Linked DNA regions of Homo sapiens: region 2 is linked to region 1. The links are chromatin contacts, found by Hi-C in ENCODE. All regions are on one chromosome and are shown on one strand. The core of a region is the stretch at or near the end of the contact, and the rest is flanking DNA. Distances in the headings are between cores, read along the strand shown.

The links. Hi-C counts contacts between places; a loop is a spot of excess contacts on that map.
Region 2: a map of right cardiac atrium shows a loop between it and region 1 (7-fold over the local background). The contact joins the promoter of LINC02126 here to the enhancer-like site in region 1. A Hi-C loop is called at or near these places in 1 of 168 maps with a recorded cell type or tissue (right cardiac atrium).

What each region holds. Positions count from the first base shown.
Region 1 is chr16:65,069,034-65,073,682 of GRCh38, reverse strand. All of the region lies in intron 1 of CDH11 (cadherin 11), which reads left to right. Among named protein-coding and RNA genes, the nearest start is that of CDH11, 51 kb to the left of the region's middle. RefSeq lists an enhancer at 1,095-2,013. Within about 2 kb of position 2,727, at least 16 of the 41 ENCODE cell types and tissues checked have a DNase peak (open chromatin) inside an H3K27ac peak, as active enhancers do.
Region 2 is chr16:65,175,120-65,179,681 of GRCh38, reverse strand. It overlaps LINC02126 (long intergenic non-protein coding RNA 2126), which reads left to right and starts at 3,109. Exons shown (of 4, transcript NR_110918.1): 1 at 3,109-3,227; 2 at 3,482-3,614; 3 at 4,363-4,516.

The DNA of each region.
Region 1 (4,649 bases), core at 1,478-3,977:
GGTCTAGTTTGGGATGAGTGAGTCACTGGCCCAGGGTCCAAAATTTAAGAGGGTACCCAAAAAAGCAGTAATCAACAAAAGCAATATATTAAAAAGGAAGGCCAAGTGTGGTGGCTCACGCCTATAACATCCCAGCACTTCGAGAGGCCAAGGCAGGTGGATCACTTGAGGCCAGGAGTTTGAAACCAGCCTGGCCAACATGGTGAAACCCCATCTCTACTAAAATTATAAAAAGTTAGCTGGATGTGTTGGCTCATACCTGTAATCCCAGCTACTCGGGAGGCTGAGGCATGAGAATCACATGCAGAGGCAAAGGTTGTAGTGAACCAAGATCATGCCATTTTACTCCAGCCTGGGTGAAAGAGGGAGACTCTGTCTCAAGTAAAAAAATAAACTAATTAATTAATTAAATAAAAATGGAACTGGACAATTGCAGTCTTCTCCCTTCTGGATTTTTGGGGGAGAGGGCAGGGGAAGCTTATGGGGTCTAGGTTTCTTGTTTTCTCTAAATATTCTGAATTTTCAGCAAGTGAAATTACATTGAGTTGTTTCCATTTTGGTCCACATACTTATATATTATTGGATTTTCAATAACTGTGGTTAGACACAAAAAAATGTAGCATTGTAACCTAAGCATTTATTCTGCAAGGTCAGTTCAAATGGCCAACATAGATCACACTAATGATGATGATAATGATCAAGGTAGGTAGCCTTTATTAAGAGCTTGCTCTGTGCTGAGTGCATTGCATGAATTAACTTATTTAATTTTTATAGGAAACCCCACATGGGAGGCACACCCTAATCTCCATTTTAGCAGTGAGGTGATGGAGGTATGCAGAGGTTGAGTAGCTGGTTTAAGGCTATCCAGCTAGTGACTAGAACAAGTTGGATCAGGCAACTTGCCCAGAGCCCACTCTTTACTACTTTACAATATACAATACAATAGTGTAAAATAAATTTAAATTGTTTTTAAAGTTCTAAAGCAATTTCATGCATCCTTTTCTTCAATATACAAGTATTTCACTGCCAAGTGTGTTTCCATTCTGAAAAATCTACCCCTTTAGGTTTTTAAGTTAAAAATGCTCCCTAAAACAATAAGAGTAATAGATAGATGATGTCATTTACTTTTTAAAAATATCCATAAAATTTTGGCTGCCAATTTAAAAAAAAAATTGGACAAGAAGATGCTGTTAGTTCAAGGGAAGACAAATAGTTCGAGGTCCTCCCTTTTGGATTGGGACCCTGCCGTGGGCTGGGGGTACCATGAGCCTGGTGGGCACAATGTGATCCTGCCTCTGCCGGACTTGGCTTCTTCTCTGCCTGTTTTGTAGCAACCACTGCACTTGTCTTTCTTGCTTGTGTCTGTGTGGGTCTCATTAGCAGTGGGTGTGTGTCTTACCACAGTGGCTCATTCACAGGGCTGCTGGCAGTGCCAGGGATCAGGAGCCGCCTCTCCGTCTGTCCAGAACAAAGCTGGGCTGAGCCCTCTCACGGTCCTGTGGCCCTTGGTCTCCCCACATGAGGTGTCCCGAGATTGAAGAGAGAAGGTGCCTCCTGGCATTGCCAAGGCTGGAATCTGCCTGTCAAGGAAGTCCCTCGGCGGCTAGCTGCTGCACCATGACCTTCGTGATGGTGGAGTGAGTAGGCACTGGAATCAATAAGCCTGGCCTCTCCATCTGCCAGCCTGAATGCAGGTGCCAGTTACTACTACCCAGCAGGGACGAGGGACGGGAACGGTGGCGCATAGATCCCAGCAAAGGGGATTGGCTTTTGTGGACACAAGCTTGAGGCTGGCAGTGCCGTTTTATTTATGTCTTGTCCCTGCTGTAACAGCTGCCGCCTCTGTATGCCTTTGCTCTTTCTGTACTTTCGGCTCGGGTCACGATCTTCCTTTGATTCAGAGTTTGTTTTTATTCCAGCCTGGTTGCTGCTGCCAGAGCCATGGCTCAACGGCTTGGCCTGGACTGTTGATCCGCATGTCAGGAGTTTCCAAAAGTTTGTTCCGGTCTATCTTTGAGAGAAATAGCATGGACTGGATCCCATCGCCAGATTGTGGTGTCTGGGGACACGCGCTTGGGGCACTATTTCCATCTTCTGTCTTTGTCTGGTCCCCTCCTCATTAAATCTTCCTGGGTCTGTGGAGCTGACTACCAATTGGTGCCTGACCTAGTTACAGAGAGCCACTACGTAACCCCTTACTCATCACCATAAATGGATCATAACCGTTTGTTCACTGTGATTCAAAGTGGACTCTGCTATTTTAGAGTCGTTTCTCCCTTTTTGGAGTTTGCGCATGGGGGTGTATGTGCATATATTTATACATGCATGTGTGTATGCACGCGTTTGTGTGTGTGCGTGTGTGTTGTGCAGCTGCCTAAATTAAGCTGGCATTTTCCGTTGCTATGTGGGGACTCTGCTTTTGGAAAACACTTCTGTGGCATTGTATGGAATCGTTAACGGGCTTGCTGGTTTCCCTGCCTTGACCTCCTTTCATTTTCCACTGGGACCACTTTCTCTTGAGCATAGGTTCTCACATTTTCTGCTCGAGGTGTCAGCTCTGTGGCCACTCTTCTGCCAAAGGGCACCAGGGAGTTCCTCAAAGGACCTTTTGAACTGTTTGTTCAATGAATGAAGAGTTCAGTCGGACAGTGACGAGGACAGCACATACCTCTGATTGGTCCCTGCCTCAGAATTGCTGGGCATGACTCATGCATTTGGCTCTTGCCTCTGCTGATCTCACAAGCCATGTGGGAGGTTGGTTTTTTTCAGCGTCTCCCAGAGTCTGTGACCTTGTCATCACCATTTTGCCTTGCATTTTGAAAAATACTCTCCCTGAACAAATTGTGTTTATAAAGTAACAAGCAATTCCTTTTCCTATTTTTAGTTATTCATTTGTACCTATTTTCCAATCAGAGTTTCTAATCAGTATGAGTTAATCAGAGTTAACATTTATTTATTTACTGAGCACCTTCTGTGTGACTGACCTATACCAGGTGCTGGCACTAGGAAAGTGAACAAGATTCAGTCTTAGCAGGGGTTTCCAATGCATAATAATATTTCTGTTAATTCACATTAATTTGGGTAAAATTTATTGCTCACCCATGGCATGTGTGGGGTGGTGCCAAGTGCCTTATGTATACCCCTTCTTTAATCTTCAGGGCAATGCTGTGAGTTTGTCATTAGAGATACCACTTTGCAGATGTGGAGACTGAAACTTGTACAGTTGAGTCGAGCCATTCACTCAAAGTCACACGTTCAATTACAGGGTAGAGGCAGGATTTGAACCCTGGATTGTCAGACTCCAAAACTTGCCCCATGGAGATTATAGTCACCAGCTCCCTGCATTCCTTCCTTCACTCTCCTACTGGATAGGTGTTTGCTTTTGTGGACATGAGGAGTGTCCTATGTTCTCTCCATGTTCCGTGGCTTTTGGTTTAGTGTGAGGTGTCTGAATATCCTGGGGACAAATGAATTTGTTGCCCCATAAAATAACGGAGCTTCTAGCTTTCTAAGATATTAAACTTACTTACCTCTTGATTGTTCAGATGGGGAAAGTGAGGCTCTGAGTGCAAAGGGATTTGCCACAATCGTACAGTGGCAGGGTCTGGACTTATACTCAGCAGCTCTGATCTACAGGCTGATGGGGTTATTGGCTAATTTATTCTGAGTCAGATGGCAAATCTCAAGAGTTCTCCTGGGAAATTCTATCCAGGTTTGAGGTCAGAGCAGCCAAAATTAGATACAATGCAAGCTCATGAGGGGCAAGGTTCTAATCTTGTTCATCACCGTGTCCCTGGTCCCCAGCACAGTCCTATGGTGCAATTGGTGGTCAACTGATGTGTGTTGGAGGAATAAACTGGGTGAAATGAAAGGGGCTTCCAGGGAGAACCTTCTAAGGTTTGTGCTATGGGATTGGTAGTTGCTTACCTTTCTTCCTGGGTTCTGTTAACCCAAGAAAGTATTTTAGACTCAAATTGATGGTATCAATATTTAATTTGACACTTCGATGATTCAGTCATTTGGTATTGTAAAACTATTTTTCCGTTTCTATTTTGGAATAAATTGGCTTGTTCTTTGGGCATCTCTGGGCAGAGTAGTTTTTCCTGGCTGTACAAAAAAGAGGATGCTCAGGTATCGGTATTTGTACCCAAGCTCACTTTAGATGTGGCCAGCTCAGGTGTCTATGTTGCAAAAGAGGTACTCCATGTGTCATGAAGTGACTACAAGATTAAAAAGTGTTTCCAGAACAGACAATACCTTAACCATCATATCAGAAATAAAGAAGAGAGGAAAGAATTCACCCAGAATTCATTCACTCTGACTCACGAATTGTCCTTATTTTCTTCCTCCTACTATTCAAATTAGTCAGAAATATTTTTACATTATTGTAATTGGAGTCGAGATTTGACGTCATAATGAACCATGTGGAAATAGTCCCAAGTATTTTCCCATGTTTCTTTATAAGTCACAGCATTGTGACTTTGGGGAAAGCCTGCTATTCCATGCACAGCATGTATTCTGTTTTACTTAAACGTTCTCCTATTACAACAAGGCAATTGTAACTTTATGGGAATGTAAAAGAGTGTTTCTTGTTGGCAATATGGGTGAAACTTAATGAGATTACGCAAAGAATTGCAATACCGACAAGG
Region 2 (4,562 bases), core at 1,860-4,359, 110 kb before region 1:
ACAGGGTGACACCTGTACTCTCTTATACCTCCACACTTTTATATACATTGTTTCTACCCTCTGTAAAATTATCCCCTCAAGAGAGTTCTTCCTTTCACAAACATGTCTTGGTCCTTCTAGACAACCCCCTTCACCCACCAAGATTCAAAGAATATTTAGAGGACAACTCGATGATAGATATTTAATGCACTACACTTCAAAGAATTTATTAATCAAAAATATTTATGTAAAGGTATAAAGATAATGGGTGCAAGAGTGATTATTTTAGCATTGTTTGAAAGGAAAAAAATGGAAGTTATGATAATATGCTTACATATGGGATTGGCTAAATAACCATGTTTCATCCATAAAATATAATATTCTAGAGTGGTTAAAAATAATGGTCTCATCTATATTCTCATGTGGGAAGATAGCCGTTGTGTCTATACAATTTACCGAGCCCCTCCTCTTTCTTTACTTGGATTGTTTAATCCATTTATTAAATCTTCATAAAATTGCTAAAGAGTAGCAGAGCAGTATCACCCCATATTACACATGAAGAAATCAGGACATAGAGTTATTTGACCAAACTCACCCTGTTAGTGGCAGAGCCAAGATTGAACCCTAGGAATGCTGGAGCCTTAGATAGTGCTTTTAAATTTCAGACTGCATTGTAGATCATGTGGTTTGGTTCTGTGTCCCCACCCAAATCCCACCTTGAATTGTAATAATGCCCACATGTCATGGGAGGGACCCAGTGGGAGGTGATTGAATCATGGGGGCAGGTTTTTTGTGCTGTTCTTGTGATAGTGAATAAGTCTCACAAGATCTGATGGTTCCCCTGCACATGCTGTCTCCTGTCTGCTGCCAATTAAGATGTACCTTTTCTCTTCATTCATCTTCCACCATGATTGTGAGGCCTCCCCAGCCATGTGGAACTGTGAGCCCATTAAACCTCTTTCCTTTATAAATTGTCCAGTCTTGGGTATGTCTTTATTAACAGCATGAAAACAGATTAATACAGTAGGTCTTGAGGAACATACATCAAATTGTTAACTCTGTTTATCTTGGAAGGAAGTAGCAAGTGTTATAAGGCATATTTCTGTGTCCCTGTCAGGGAACATGGTCCTTGATTCCCTGATGACCTGCACTCATTACCTAATCGATTCCATTAAGCACTAATTAGGGAGTAGAGACATGCAAGGGGACATTTCTATTTATGATCTGGGTCCAATATCAGGTTGCTAGTGTTACACTGAGAGCCCCAATGTCAGGCGTAAAGACCTTTCAAAAGAACTCATCCCTGCAGGACTGTATTTTCACAGCCACATTCCTGCTGATCTCATTTTGGGTCACTGGCTCCCAGTCATGATTCCTCATCATTTCCTGCCTTCTTGACCTTCTCAGTTGAGCAGTTCTTGTACCGAACTCACCTCAGTTCTGTTTGATTTTTATGTCTTCTAAGATTTAGAGTCTTTCCTAAGGCTGCCTGTGTATCAAAGCTCAACTTACCCTTTCTTTTGTGGTACGGGGATTTTTATTTCCATGATAATGCTGAGCCTGAACAATTGTTCCCAAGTTAGGATGGGTAAGACTGAAGGTGATTTTATCCTATGGTTTTAATCTTTGGATCACACCTGTCTTTTCAAGGTGAAGCACAGAAATATATTCTAGGGAGCTGTTGATGAAATCACTGAGGCTGGAGCTGGCTAATTTTTAAGTAAATTGTAATAACTATTGGCAATTATTCTGATAATCTCTCTTTGAAAACAAAAGCTCTGGGCAGCATGACAAGTATCTTGGAGTACCATCCTACTGACAACAACATAATTATTATTATAGCTGTTATTATTCCCCAGAAGTTTATTTGCAAACTTTAAATGGCAGGTAGTTTTAATCTGGTTTGCTGCCAGATACCGGGTGTCCCTCCCTCTGTCTTGGTTAACAATGCCTATAAACATCACCTGGAAATAAGTCTGCCTTGCTTGGACCATTTCTGTGATACAAAGTGGTAAAAGATGATGAAACATCAGGGGATTTAACTATATCAACATGATTGGCATTGCTGCTGGTGCTATTATTACCATGAATATAGGGTCTTATATGGGAAAGACACTATAAGCTCATCGCATTAAGACAAGACTTCTTGTCTTCCCAAGGAAACAGCAAGGCAAACCATTTCAGAGATTATGACATTAAGGACCTGAGAGGTCATGTGATTTGATGAAGGTCATCAGTAAGTGGTGGAACCATGATTTTTTTTTTTTTTTTTTTTTTTTTTTTGAGACAGGATCTTGCTCTGTCACTCAGGCTGGAGTGGAGTGGCATGATCACATCTCACTGCAACCTCTAACAGCTGATCTCAAGTCAGCCCCCTCCTCAGCCTCCTGAGAAGCTAGGACTACAGGCATGTACCAGCACACTTGGCTAAGATTTTTATTTTGTGTAGAGATGGGGGTCTCAATATGTTGCCCAGGCTGGTGGAACCATGATTCTGATGTGCACTTTCCTGACCCAGAACCCCAACACATTATCCAACTCAGGCTTCCATGGAGTAACCACAAACTTGCTCTTGGTGTCATCCCACCTTTGAAAGGAATTCAATCGACTCTGAAATGCTGAGGGCATTCAGCATCTGACAAATCCGAGTGTTAAGGAAAGGTACCTCTAATTCCTGGTTTGGAGCCACCATGAAGCTGTGGGGACCTATGAATCGGCGTCTTCTCTTCTTCCTAACCACAACTATGCATATTGGAAGCTCCAATACCTCCACACTGTGCTGCCTCAGCACACAGCTGTGGGATGTCTTCCAGAGAAGACGTTTATTTTCACTGACCCATCCTCTCCCACGCTTTAGTTTTATTTTTTTTTAAATGGGTCAAAGTGTGAACAATCATCATCCACATGAAATCTTCCAGCTGCTTCTGGAGCTGTTTGGAGACCAACGTCTGAAAGCCAACTCTTCAATCATTTCTCAGAGGGAAGAGCCCTGGGGACAAGGCCAGGGCTAAGAGGGACGAGAGAGCCAGGAAAGTCCAGGCCAAGGGTGCCTCTTGAACCTTGTGGCTGAGGGGAGCAGGCTGTTGGGATGATCAGCAGACATGGAAAGTCCTTCCAGCTCTACCCCTGTGTATTTCCCAGCGAATGCTCTCGGATTTTAGGACTTACCTCCTAAAATTTTCACTTGGTCTAAAGCAAAAGGCCCCAGGCTTTCTGTCAGGAGCTGCAACTTTTCATCTGATGAGGAGGTAATGAGATTTGCTGAATTCTGGCTATGGGGTTCTGTGTTAAATACTTTTTTTAATCTTTTTTTTTTTTGAGACAAACTTCACATAACATAAAATTCACCATTTTAATTATTTTGAAGAGTACAATTTGGTGGTTTCCAGACCACAATGTGCAACCATCATCACTATCCATGTTCAGAATATTTCCAGCACATCATCTCACAGAATCCCATCAACACTACTATGAGGTAAGAATTCTTGTTTGCATTTTACAGATGAAGAGATGGCACATCAGAGAAAAGTGACAAAGGTGGCAAAGGTGTGGAGTGGTGCGACTGGCATTTCCATTCCAGAGTGCATCACTTCAAACCTTACATTCCTGAGGCTGTTCGTCGAAGGCTTCTCACAGTAAGCTTTCTTGATATGTGGAGGGGCTTAGGTGCAACAAGAGGCTGTGCTTTACTTCTCCGAAGGAACACAGAAAAGCAGATGGGGGAGAAACAGTTGGTGGCATCAAGCTTTTAAACCTACCAAGAAAAAATGAGAAAGCTACCAGGAGATTGCAATCTGTAAATTAGGAAGCGTTGTGTTGGGGGGGTGGGTGGTAGCAGGTGGAGGTTTATGACTTTGATGCAAATGGAGCAGTGGGTATAAATAAAAAAACAAACAAAAAAAGAGTGTGAGTTTCCACCAGAAAGCCTACATGTACGTCCATATGTGGATCAGTATCTCACCAGTCCTATTTCAGGCATTTCTCTGCAGAACTCTTGTCATTTCTCTGACGGATGAAGGTATACTATGCTCTTAGCCAGTTATCAGCAGGTGAGCTAAGCAGCTCGTGTAATGCAGGGCCAGGGTTAGTATAGGTGGGAGCTGTTAGTGAGGAAGAATGGGTACAAGAGTGAGGAGAGTCATTCTGGACAGGTGATCACACAGCGTTAGAGGACATGAACTCAGGTGGTAAAGGCAGGCAGCAGGTTCCTTTGGGCAAAACCCAAAGATGGAGAGTTGTGATCTCTTGCATTAGAGATGGATTCAGGCAGAATACTGGAAGGGAAGCGAGACTGGGACCCCTGAGGCCACACCTACAGCTTTTATTCTTGGAGCAGCAAGCAGCAGGCTTTCCTAATTCATTTTTTTTCTCTCTCTCTTGCAGTCTAAACTGCAGTTCATTTATTGCAGAGCCCTGTTCACATGGGTTCTCAGAGACATTTTCATTCTCGCTTCTCACCACGCTGGAGATGAGAACTAGATGTGGTTTTCTAGATACAGTCTACATTTCCCTTTGAATCTGGAAGTCCGGCTTCAAGGTCAAGTATAGCTTCTTTCTTCTCATTGTTGGTCAGTGAGTTCCCT